2 separate regions of the Mus musculus genome follow, and region 1 is linked to region 2. Evidence: chromatin loops called from intact Hi-C (ENCODE). Cell type or tissue: left cerebral cortex. All regions are shown on one strand. Links, peaks and the distances in the headings refer to the core of each region. The heading gives the core; the rest is flanking DNA.

What was found. A loop is a pair of places that touch in the nucleus more often than their neighbours do. Peaks named below come from ENCODE experiments on the same cell type or tissue, not always from the same donor. Only the 100,000 strongest peaks of a DNase experiment are listed, where the experiment ranks them.
Region 1: it touches region 2 in a loop (2.4-fold over the local background); 8 of 42 quality-filtered maps call a loop at or near these places.

Annotation. Positions count from the first base shown.
Region 1 is chr1:134,352,688-134,358,071 of GRCm38, reverse strand. It overlaps Tmem183a (transmembrane protein 183A), which reads left to right. Exons shown (of 8, transcript NM_020588.2): 4 at 2,356-2,512; 5 at 3,231-3,411. Among named protein-coding and RNA genes, the nearest start is that of Tmem183a, 6.6 kb to the left of the region's middle. In left cerebral cortex, for the core only: no CTCF peak of the experiment used is centred there; no DNase peak of the experiment used is centred there.
Region 2 is chr1:134,622,522-134,627,905 of GRCm38, reverse strand. Kdm5b (lysine (K)-specific demethylase 5B) reads right to left here. Exons shown (of 27, transcript NM_152895.2): 23 at 2,710-3,195; 24 at 530-641. Among named protein-coding and RNA genes, the nearest start is that of Kdm5b, 65 kb to the right of the region's middle. In left cerebral cortex, for the core only: no CTCF peak of the experiment used is centred there; DNase peaks (open chromatin) are centred at 2,322 and 3,063; H3K27ac peaks cover 379 bases.

The DNA of each region.
Region 1 (5,384 bases), core at 165-5,164, 270 kb after region 2:
AAGTTGGCAAGCCTGACCTACCTGAGACTCTGCCTCAAAACAAACATACAAATAATAAAAATGAAAACTAGAACATGTGTAGAGTGTTGATTGTGAATATATGCTATAATTTACCTTTTCTGTTGTTAAGGTTATTTAGTTTCATTGTTCTTTTTAATATACCTTTTTAAAAAAACTAAAAAAATGGGTTTTGAGGTTTATTTATTTTTATTTTGTGTGTGTGGGTGTTTTGCCTGCATGTGTGTTTGTGTATCACGTGTAAGTAGTGTCCTGGGTTTTTGTTTGTTTTGTTTTATTTGTTTTTTTTTTGTTAGCTTGACACAGGTAGAGTTATCTGGCAAGAGAGAATCCCAGTTGAGAAAATGCCCTACCAGATTGTGCTGCGGGCAAGTGTGTGCTGTGTTTTCTTGGTTAATGATTAATATGGGAGGGCCCAGCCCACTGTAAGTGGCACCACCCTATCAGATGGTCTGACGGATGAGACGGCTCTGCTGGTAATACTTGCCCCCATGCCTGACTCTCTTGAGTTCAATTCCCAGGATCCACATCAGGGAAGGGAGAGGTGACACCCACAGCTTGTCTCTGGCCTCCATGCTCATGCTGTGACACTTGTGGCCTAAATAATTAAAATGTGGTAATAAAAATCAGACTGAGCCAGCCATGAAGAGCACACCAGTAAACAGCACTTCTCCATGGCTTCTGTTTCACCTCCTGCCTTGACTTCCTTCAGTGATGAACTGTGACTTGAGAATTGTAAGAAGGAAACTTTTTTCTCTACGTGCTGCTCTGCTCCCGTGCTTACCATAGCAATAGAAACCTTAACTGAGACAGTGTTCTTAGTTTTTGAGCCATCTCTTTAGCCCCAGTGTCTGTTTTCTTATTATGACATCAGGCTTAATAATAGTTTTCTTTTTTTTTTTTTTTAAATTTATTATTTATTATATGTAAGTACACTGTAGCTGTCTTCAGACACACCTGAAGAGGGCATCAGATCTCATTAAGGGTGGTTGTGAGCCACCATGTGGTTGCTGGGATTTGAACTTCAGACCTTCGGAAGAGCAGTCGGGTGCTCTTACCCACTGAGCCATCTCACCAGCCCCAATAATAGTTTTCTTAATTCAATTGAATTATTGTTGATTGTTAAAATATACACATAGGTGCTGGGCAGTGGTGGTACACGCCATTAATCCCAGCATTTGGGAGGCAGAGGCAGGCAGATTTCTGAGTTCAAGTTCAGCCTGGTCTACAGAGAGAGTTCCAGGACAGCCAGAGCTACACAGAGAAACCCTGTCTCGAAAAAAACAAAACAAAACAAAAAAAAAAAAAAAAAGAAAAAGAAAATATACACAAAGTAACTTTAAAAACTTAATACACAAATAGAATTTTTTAAAGGTTTTAGTTAGGTAGGTTTAATTGGTAAAGCACTTTCTACAAAAACTTGAAGGTATGAAATCAGATCCCAGTAGTCACCTGGGCTTCTCTCTTACCACACAACTCTACCTTGTGTTTGTGCTGAACAAAACAAAATAAAACCCCAAACCAACCAGGACCCTTTTCTTTCAGGGGACCTGTATGATATTAGCACCCACATCAGGCAACTGACAAATGCCTAAAACTCCAGCTTCAAGGAACTTGACATTCATTCTGGAATCCATGGATTCTTTTATGCACACGTTTTTCCATGGGTGCATGCATGCGCGTACACACACTTTTTTAAAGACCGTGAATAGGGTGGGGCTGGAGAGACGGGTCATGTAAAAAGACAAGTCCAACTGTGCGGTCTCTAACCCTGCCAAAGGGTGCCTGGAGCTCAACGGCTGCCATCTTTAGCTGGCTGGTGAGCTCCAAGTTCAATGAGAGACCTTGTCTCCAAATATGAGGTAGAAAAATGATGGAAGAACATGCTGGATATCGACCTCTGGACTCTACACACGTGTACCTGCCAACACATGTGGCCATACAAGAAAATGTATGTACATATGCATGTACATACAACAAAGGCATCAAGGACAGTAACTTGGGCAACAAAGATCTTAGCAGCTGGAATTACCAGGAAACCATCAACTTGAGGGGCTTCCTTGGAACTGTTTTAAAACCCTATACTTAGCTGGGCATGCTGGCACACACCTTTAATCCCAGCGCTAGGGAGGCAGAGGCAGGTTTTGAGGCCAGCCTGGTCTACAGAGTGAGTTCTAGGACAGCCAGGGCTACACAGAGAAACCCTGTCTTAAACAAACAAAAACACACCAAGACAACAAAAGCCATTTTCTTCAGTGTACAGCTAGCTGAGAATTGGAATGAACACTTTTGGTGTGTGTGTAATAAATAGAACACAGAATTTTCTTCTTGTTTCAGAAGACCCGGATGGCACTGGAGAAGAGTATCCTATGGATATTTGGCTGCTGCTGGCTTCCTATATCCGTCCTGAGGACATTGTGAATTTTTCCCTGATTTGTAAAAATGCTTGGACTGTCACTTGCACTGCTGCCTTTTGGACCAGGTTGTACCGAAGGTGCGACCTCTGAGTGCCAGTGTTTTCTCTGTAGTTGATTTTGTTGCTGTTTGTGATTTGGAGCTCTGCCCCTGGGCTCTTTCTACTTTTTCTCCCTAACATGCCTTGGCATAACCCTAGCTTTGGACTTGTTGATATCTCTCTAAATCTTATGTTACTGATCCATGCAGGTGATTGTCTTTCCTATGGCTGCCACCCTACCCCTTCTAGTATCTTTTTTTTTTTTCTTTTTGCAAATGGTATTACTTCTGGAAGAACTTAGACTTCCTATAGAGGTGTATCTTATTACGTGATGAATAAACATGCTAGATTTTCATGTGGGGTACAGAGGTCTAGTGGACTTTATGAACTGTAGGATGTGGTAGGGATGGATAGAGAACTTAACATGTCTGACAGGGAAACCAAGTGGCTCTTCCCCGTGACAGATTCTTTTTGAGCAACTAAAGCATATTACATGATTTCCAAATCAGAGACTTGTAATTCTGTAGAACCTGAAATAGTCCAGATTTAAATGGAAAACTACAGGGTTACCAAGATGAAGAAGCAAAAGTCATGGATAATGTCAGGAGATGGTGATGGTAGTGGTGAGAACTGGGCAAACTAGTATCCACCAGTGCAATAGTGGAGTAAAGTTCACATGGAAGTTGGGGTCCTGGGAGGCTGAATAAGAACAGGCAGGCAGGTCACATATTGGTAGGAGTCATGTGTCATGTTTCAGGCACTACACGCTGGATGCGTCTCTGCCTTTGCGGCTGCGACCAGAATCCATGGAGAAGCTGCGCTGTCTCCGGGCATGTGTGATCCGATCTCTGTATCATATGTATGAACCATTTGCTGCTCGAATCTCCAAGAATCCAGCCATTCCGGAAAGCACTCCCAGCACACTGAAGAATTCCAAAGTAAGTGAAACTTGCTGTTGGGGTTTGGCTAATGGATTCTTGTATGGTGGGCTTGTTCTTGAGTCTTGTTTGTAGCTTCTTAATGGGGAGGGCTGTAGGTCCCAACCATTAGGGGGCTCATGTAAACTTGTAGGTTCAGAAGTGTCATTTCTCTGACACATCCCTGCTGTGCTGGACTGCTTTGCTATCCTTCCTTAAAGCTTTCTTATGCTTATAGTGTATTTCTTAAGTCTCTATTTTAATTCTATGCACTGTACATTTGATCACTGTAGATAAAATGGTTTTGATAGCTTGGGCTAGAAAAAATACTTGAATGGTAGGTGTATACTACAGTTTTCACAAAATGCTTAGTCATGACACAAATAACACAAGGAATTCTACTGATTGTCTGTTTCTAACGTAACCTCGGCATCTTGCTTTAAGGATTCAAGTATAGACATCTTTACGTGCTAAGACCCTGTGCCAGGCTCTGATCATTTGTCTCAGAGATTATAAGGTGCTATAGTCTATTCATAGATGTTAGGATTCCAAAATCTTCCTATGTTTTAAGCTCCCTTTATCTTTGTATTCTCTACATAGTTTATATCCCTACACTGTATTCAAGCTTCTGGTATTCTGAATAATAAGTAGGTCTATTTTAATTATTTAGGCAAGGTGATGTCTTGACCCTTACCTTCCTCACCCGAGGCTACTGTGTAAATCTCTTACCTTTGAATTTGTAGGTCATTTTTACACCTCTGTCCTACCCACTCTAATCCATTCTGTAGCACTTTCTGTTCTTTTCCTTTATGCTCATAGATGTGATGTGGTCTTCTCTCCTAGTTGAGCTCTAAGGTTGTATTAATTCCAGGAATTAAAAGGTACTGTTGTTTGAAAGTAATCAAGATTCCACTTCCAACACATACAAATGTAGGTCATCAAACGGGTTATAATGCTAGTTGATGGATTTAGGGCAGGAGTAGTGTGTTACATGAGTAGAGTTTCACCCTGAAGCTGCTTCTGCTTGTAATGTGAGTGGACAGTGTCCCATCTCACATTTACAGTGTCTTCCTCCCTAGAAGCATTTAATCCTATCCGATTAACTACAAGGAGGGTGGTAATCATTACAAAGTTAACCATGCCAGGCAATGGAGCAGGACAGCATTGATTGGGCAAACTCCTCATGCTTGACACATCTTAGCGGCTCCAGTGCACAGTGCAAGGGCTACTGCAAAGTCTCAAATACCCATATCTTTATAATCTCATTACTATGTCTTTTAAAAAATAGATTAGAAAGCCAAAGTAGATTGAAAAAATAAGCTCTTCATCCAGGTAGTAAAGGCAGGCTACCTGGCAGCCTCTTTTTGTGTTGTTAGAGATCCTCTGAAGAGGATATGGGTCCTGTTGTGGCAGGTGCCTGGTGCATGGCCTCACCACTTACATGCCTGTAATCGCATGGCACTCAGTTGCCAGCATGCCTAAAGGAAGTTTCCCATTCCCCGGACTCCAGCTTTTCGTATTTGATCCCCTCTCTCTCTTTTCAGTAGCATAGCTTGTGTGGGACACTGGAGCCGTTGTGATGGCAGCAGAAGTGTTTTCCCCTAAAAGCCAAGCCCATTATTTTTGATGGAGCAGCAGGACGTACAGGGCATGTCTGAAGGCAGGACAGCTGGCACGGCGGACGACCCACCCCTTGTCCCCTGGGAGGTACTTCACTTCTTGTGCTTAACCCTAGCTATAGCCTGACTTCATTGAGGGGCTTGCTTTAGACTGAATTCAGCTTAGCTCATTGGTTTCCATAGTAGCTGTTCCCAGAAGATCCTGAGTGGCTTGTTCCTGTTATAGGGCTAGCCCTCCTTGCCTGCTTTGTGGCCTTGTTACCATCTTGCCTGATGGCTACTTGCTGCCTTTATATTTTAATGTAGAGCAGTGGCTGCTGAATCAGAGAAAACGCCCCACACTGTGGATATATATTTCAGTCTTTACAGGTGAGA
Region 2 (5,384 bases), core at 158-5,157:
GAGATCTGACAGTCTACAGACACCACATACACATGGTACAGACATACAGGTAGGCAAAACACCCATACACACAAAATTAAAATAAAAAACAAATGTTTAAAAAAGAGATAATTTTGACTAAAGATTAAATTTAAGGCCACCCATAAGGGAATGGAAAGAGGTAGATTTAAAATATGAATGACTTTCAATATCCTCCAGAATCGCAAACAAGGTCGTCCATGACTTAGCATCTGCCCTGAATACACGGTGCTTGGTGCTAGATGGCACAGGACTAACTTAAATGTAGTCAAAATAAATCAGAATAGGTATCCTTTGTGTTTATAGATCTTCAAATATGATCAACATTAGAAAATGTACAGTAATATGTCTTCCTTGCTTTGTAGCCCAAATCCCGCCTCTGCCTCCACAATGCTCATGGTACACACATGTAAAACCATACTTGCTCTTTAGGATGCCAGATCATCTATTATAAAACCCTAGGCCAGATGGCCTTGTATCATCTAGGAATAGTACAAAATAAAATACAAACCATGGAGGGGGAGACAACTCTGTCCAGTAGAGAAGGGAGAGTGTAAATATGAGGTTCTGTTGTCCCAGTCATCGGGCAATGAAAAGGATGTTGTGCCAGGAGGCTGAGACACCTGATGGAAGACAAACACCTTAGTAGGAGGCTTTGGGTTTTTTTTTTCTTTTTTTCTTTTTTTCAGTAAGTCTCCTCTAGCACCTAAAACCCAGCCAAACCCACTCTCATGGAAACAAAGCCATCCAACTTTCCAAGTTAACTCAGCCTGACCCCAGAGAGAGAAGATCCTACCACCTTTCAGTGCTTGTGTAACTTTACGACAAATTACTCAGCCGGCGTGTAACCGTCATGAGCTGGACATGGTGGCACACCCCTGTAATCCTAGCACTTGGGAGGGAACAGCAGGAGAATCAGGAGGTTGAGGACATCCATGGTTCTATGAAACCCTGTCTCAGAAACCAGTCACAACTTTGTCCTTTCCCTTTATAATCAATCAAATTAACCTCTCAGAACACCCCTGGTCAAGAAGTGCACGGAACTCTGCAATATTTCATCAGGTGCTGCTACTCAGATGCCAGCAGAGGAAAAGCTCAAGTAGGACAGGCTGTTTCCAGTCCCTACACCTGTGCCCTGGGAATCACCCAATTCTGGAGCTGTCATCAGCCAGGCATGGGAATCCTGAACCTTTCACCACCTTTGTGATGCTTTGCTGGGGTCAGACCCCAGGCAAACATACTAGACTTATCTGTCCTCAAGCTGTTTAGAGAGATGCAGGGACAGCCTGGTCTAAACTCCTGTGCTCAAGTGACCTCACCCTGCAGAATAGCTAAGGGTGCAGGTGAATAGCACTATACCCAGTTTGTAAATATCTGTTACAGAAAATATATTGGGATAGGGGGCCATCAAAATGGCTCAGCAGATAAAGAGAGAAAGGTGCTTGCCGTTAAACTTAATGACTTGAGTTCAATAACCAGGACTCACAGGATCAAAGGAACTGTTTAAAAAATTAAAGGGGCTGTAGGGGTTGGCTCAGAGTTAAGAGCACTTCTTCCAGTAGAGTCCTGGGTTCAATTCCCAGCACCCAGTTCCAGGGGATCCAGTGTCCTCTTCTGACCTCTGTCAGTACCAGGCACACATGTGGCAAACATGCATACACATAAATAACAAATCTAAAGAAAAAGGAGGGAACTGACTACTGCCATTCTAACTGCACTCTCCTTACCACCACTCTTCCTGCAGCCCCCACACAGGAGCCAAGGGAACCTGACCACCTGCAGGGTAACTGGTAGAAGGTTCTACCTCTCCATAAGAAGATCGTGAACAGGGAAGACATTTCAATTTATAATGTGTTCCTCATGCATAAGCATGAAACACCTGAGTTTGATTTCCAGCACCTACACTGAAGCAAGCAAGCAGACAAAAACAGTAAGCTCGGTATGGTAGCATATGTTCTTAGTCCCAGCACGATGGAATAGGGGACAAGCAGGTCCTTGGAGCTCACTGGTCGGTCAGCCTTGGATTTTAGTGAAGAAACCCCGACTCAAAAAACCAAAGTAGACAGCTCCACAGAGGCCTACGCACACAAGCGTGTAAACGCATCTGAACTCTGCACACATTATTCTCCCTTAAAGGACAGGCATGTGGCGGTTTCCCTTTCCAGCCCGGGACTTACATGAAAGGAAAAAGAAAATTCAACCAAGCAAAAATGTATATGCATAAACTAACCATGCATACACTTACAGATAATGAAGTAGAATTATATGCAGAAGAGGTACAACAGAAATAGCATGTCTGAGACAGACTCCTCAGTGTGGGGGTGCAATTCGGTTGGCTTCCTCAAGTGTCTGATGCATGAAGTCCTACTTTCAGGCCCCAGAACTAAACAGTCTCACATGCCGCCCATAGCCCCAGCATAGAGGCAGGACAGTAGCTGAAGATCACATACAGTAAATTCAAAAACCATTCTGGGCCAGCTGAGACTTCTGCTCAAAACAGGAAAAGCAGGGCTAGCAAGATGGTGTGCTGCCTAAGCCTGATGATCGGATTTCCTCAGAACCCAGGTAAGGTAAAAGGAGAGGCCAGTGTCGTGAATGCTGGGGCCGGTAGGGGATGGTCTCAGGAATGGCCACACCAGACAGAACCACAGAGCTATGCAGACCACAGTATCCCACAAAGTGCAGGCTCACCTTGTCTGTTGCTGATGCCTGTCCTGCTGAGGCTGGCCATCTGCTAGACAACAGTCCAGAACCCACTTGGTCTTGCACAAGTTTTAGATTCCCTGAAGAAAGCAGCTGCTGGGCTCTATGTTGCCAGTTCACGGTTCTTTCAATCATGTATCGGAGTGCATCTCCTTCAGGAAGACGAACTCGTATACGCTGTAGGGAGGCCAGCAGAGGCAGAATTTTCTCTAATGGAGGCTTCTCTGACCTCCGACAGTGAGGACAAAGCCAGATTCGGGAGCTTTGTGAAATACTGGGTGCTGCCACACAACTAGTATGGAAAGCATCCCTGCAGAGTTCACACTGAATCATGGGAGTGGCTGGAGTCTTCTGACACAAGCAGACTTTCATCTCTAAGTCTTGGACAGGTGACAGCAATTTCTCTTCATTGGCAAATCTGAGAGACTGCAAAGCTTCCATCTCTCGTAGGCGAGCTTCCCCAAGAGTTGCCATCTGAAAAGGCCAACAAAGACACTGTCACAGAACTATCCCTTCCTTCACAACTCATGATCCTAAAAAGCTAATTAGATAGGTTACAGAGTAGAACCTATCTGCATTCCAGTCCAAAGCAAGCTCTGCCTCTGGCTAAGTTACAATCTACTATGGCTAAATGAACAGGACAGCAAGATGCAAGCCAACAAGGTCTATGGTGAGACCCTACTGAGATGAGACACAACACTCTGTTCTGCACATAGTAAATACAACTATTTACTCAGCAATTACTTAACATGTTGCACCACCTCTTAAAGTCCAACCTGTAGACATATATTGCCTAGAATATTTACCTCGCTGAAAAGACTATGTCTGCTCACTTCGGACCTTCTCTACTAGATCCATTCCCTTAGATTCTGTGCTCTTCTAGAAAAGGAGTGGTAGCTCAAGACTGAAAGCGTGGCAATCAGGAGGCAAAGGCAAGAGGACTGAGTGCAGCCTGAGCTTCAATCGAGCCTCAACTACAATGGGTCGGGGGTGAGTGGGGCTCAAGAAGCCACTGCACAGTAGCTGATCTATGTCTTACTGTGGTTCACTGGTAAAGCACCTAGAGGTGATGAACACAGCAATAATAGGCTATGAAATTAGTATCTGACAAAAAATAAAATAAAAAAATAAAAATAATTTAAAAAAATCCTTAAATAGAAAACCACCTGGAGCTGGGATGTAGCTAAAGAGCTCTTCCCTCGCATGCATGAAGCACTGTAGTCCATTCCTAGCACTTCATAAATTAACTGGACATGGTAGCACATGCCTCTTAACCTTATAAAGAGGCCTGAAAATACATAGACAGGATCAACTTCAGTCTTAAGACTGTATGATATTTTAAACACATTTTCTCTAGACACTAGGGATCTGTCCAGATTAACTGGCCAACTGTCTCAAGGGAAAGCACCAGGAGAGAACAGATGAAACATATTCTTTAAGAACCAAAGCAGATCAATCTTGATTCATCAGGTGAGATGTCTGAGTCATAAGGATAGAAGGAATTCTCCATTACCTCTTTTCAGATTTTCAGTAGACACACAAATAAAGAAGTTTGTTTGTTTTTGGAGGGGGAACAGGTGTAGAAGTAAACCATAACAGACTTAAGGGATATTAAAATAACATCTATTCTTGTTGAATGTAATGTTCATATAAATAGATATGCATGTATGTATATGTTATGCATTTACAAGGTCCCCTCCCTCAGCTCAGCAATGGAAAGCAAATGAGGACCATAGCATACTCATAGCCTGCGTACACACAGACACTAGAGTCTATGAAAGATAACGCATGCAAAGCCGGCATAGGTATTTGTGTATTTCAAGGAGAGAACCACCACTTTCTATGAAGTCTTCATAAAATAAACTGCCTGAACAGTACTCAAGTAGCAGACACATACAAACATACTATAAGGGGGAAAAAAACAAAAAACAGACTTTCCATAAATTTGACTGTCTTTTTATAAAGAACAGATTCTAGGTTTCAAAATTTATAAATAAACCAAGGCAATTTTATGTCATGTCAGGTAGCTACTAGAGAAACACTGCACTGCCCAAAGACGAGCCCATTCAGTTAGCCCCACAGTCAAGTTCAGTACATGCTGTGCACTCATGTCTCGGTCACCATGCACAGTATAATCCAGAGATCCTGGTGACACTGTACTGTCTACCACCATGCAGACTATTTGATACAGACTAGTTTGAGTTGGTATGACAATGACTAAACCCACCAACAACACATTCCCCAGAATGTGTCCCACTGATCTGTGACACTTAACTCTATCCTTAGTTATGCTCCACATTGTGGCAAGGGCCTTCACCCACTGATCCAGCTCAGCAGCCCAGCGATCACACAGCTGGGTCCTTTCACCAAGACTCTGCTCATTAAATGTCAGCCAGATACTGCTGAACCTTCTTGGGCACTATCTTGAATCAACAATGCTTACAAAACGTGGGCAAGGACTCAATTATTCAGCATAACTTTTTTTCCTTAACTGTTTTGAGATAGCGTCTCGTCCTGTAGCGCTGGCCTGCAACTCAGATCCATCTGCCTCTGCCTCCTGAGCGCTAGCCACCCTACCCAGCTCCTAGATGCTTTTGATGTGTTTCCTGTGGCAAGTTAACAAGTTAACTTTGCAGTTTGACCTTCCTGGCAGCCTTGATTGC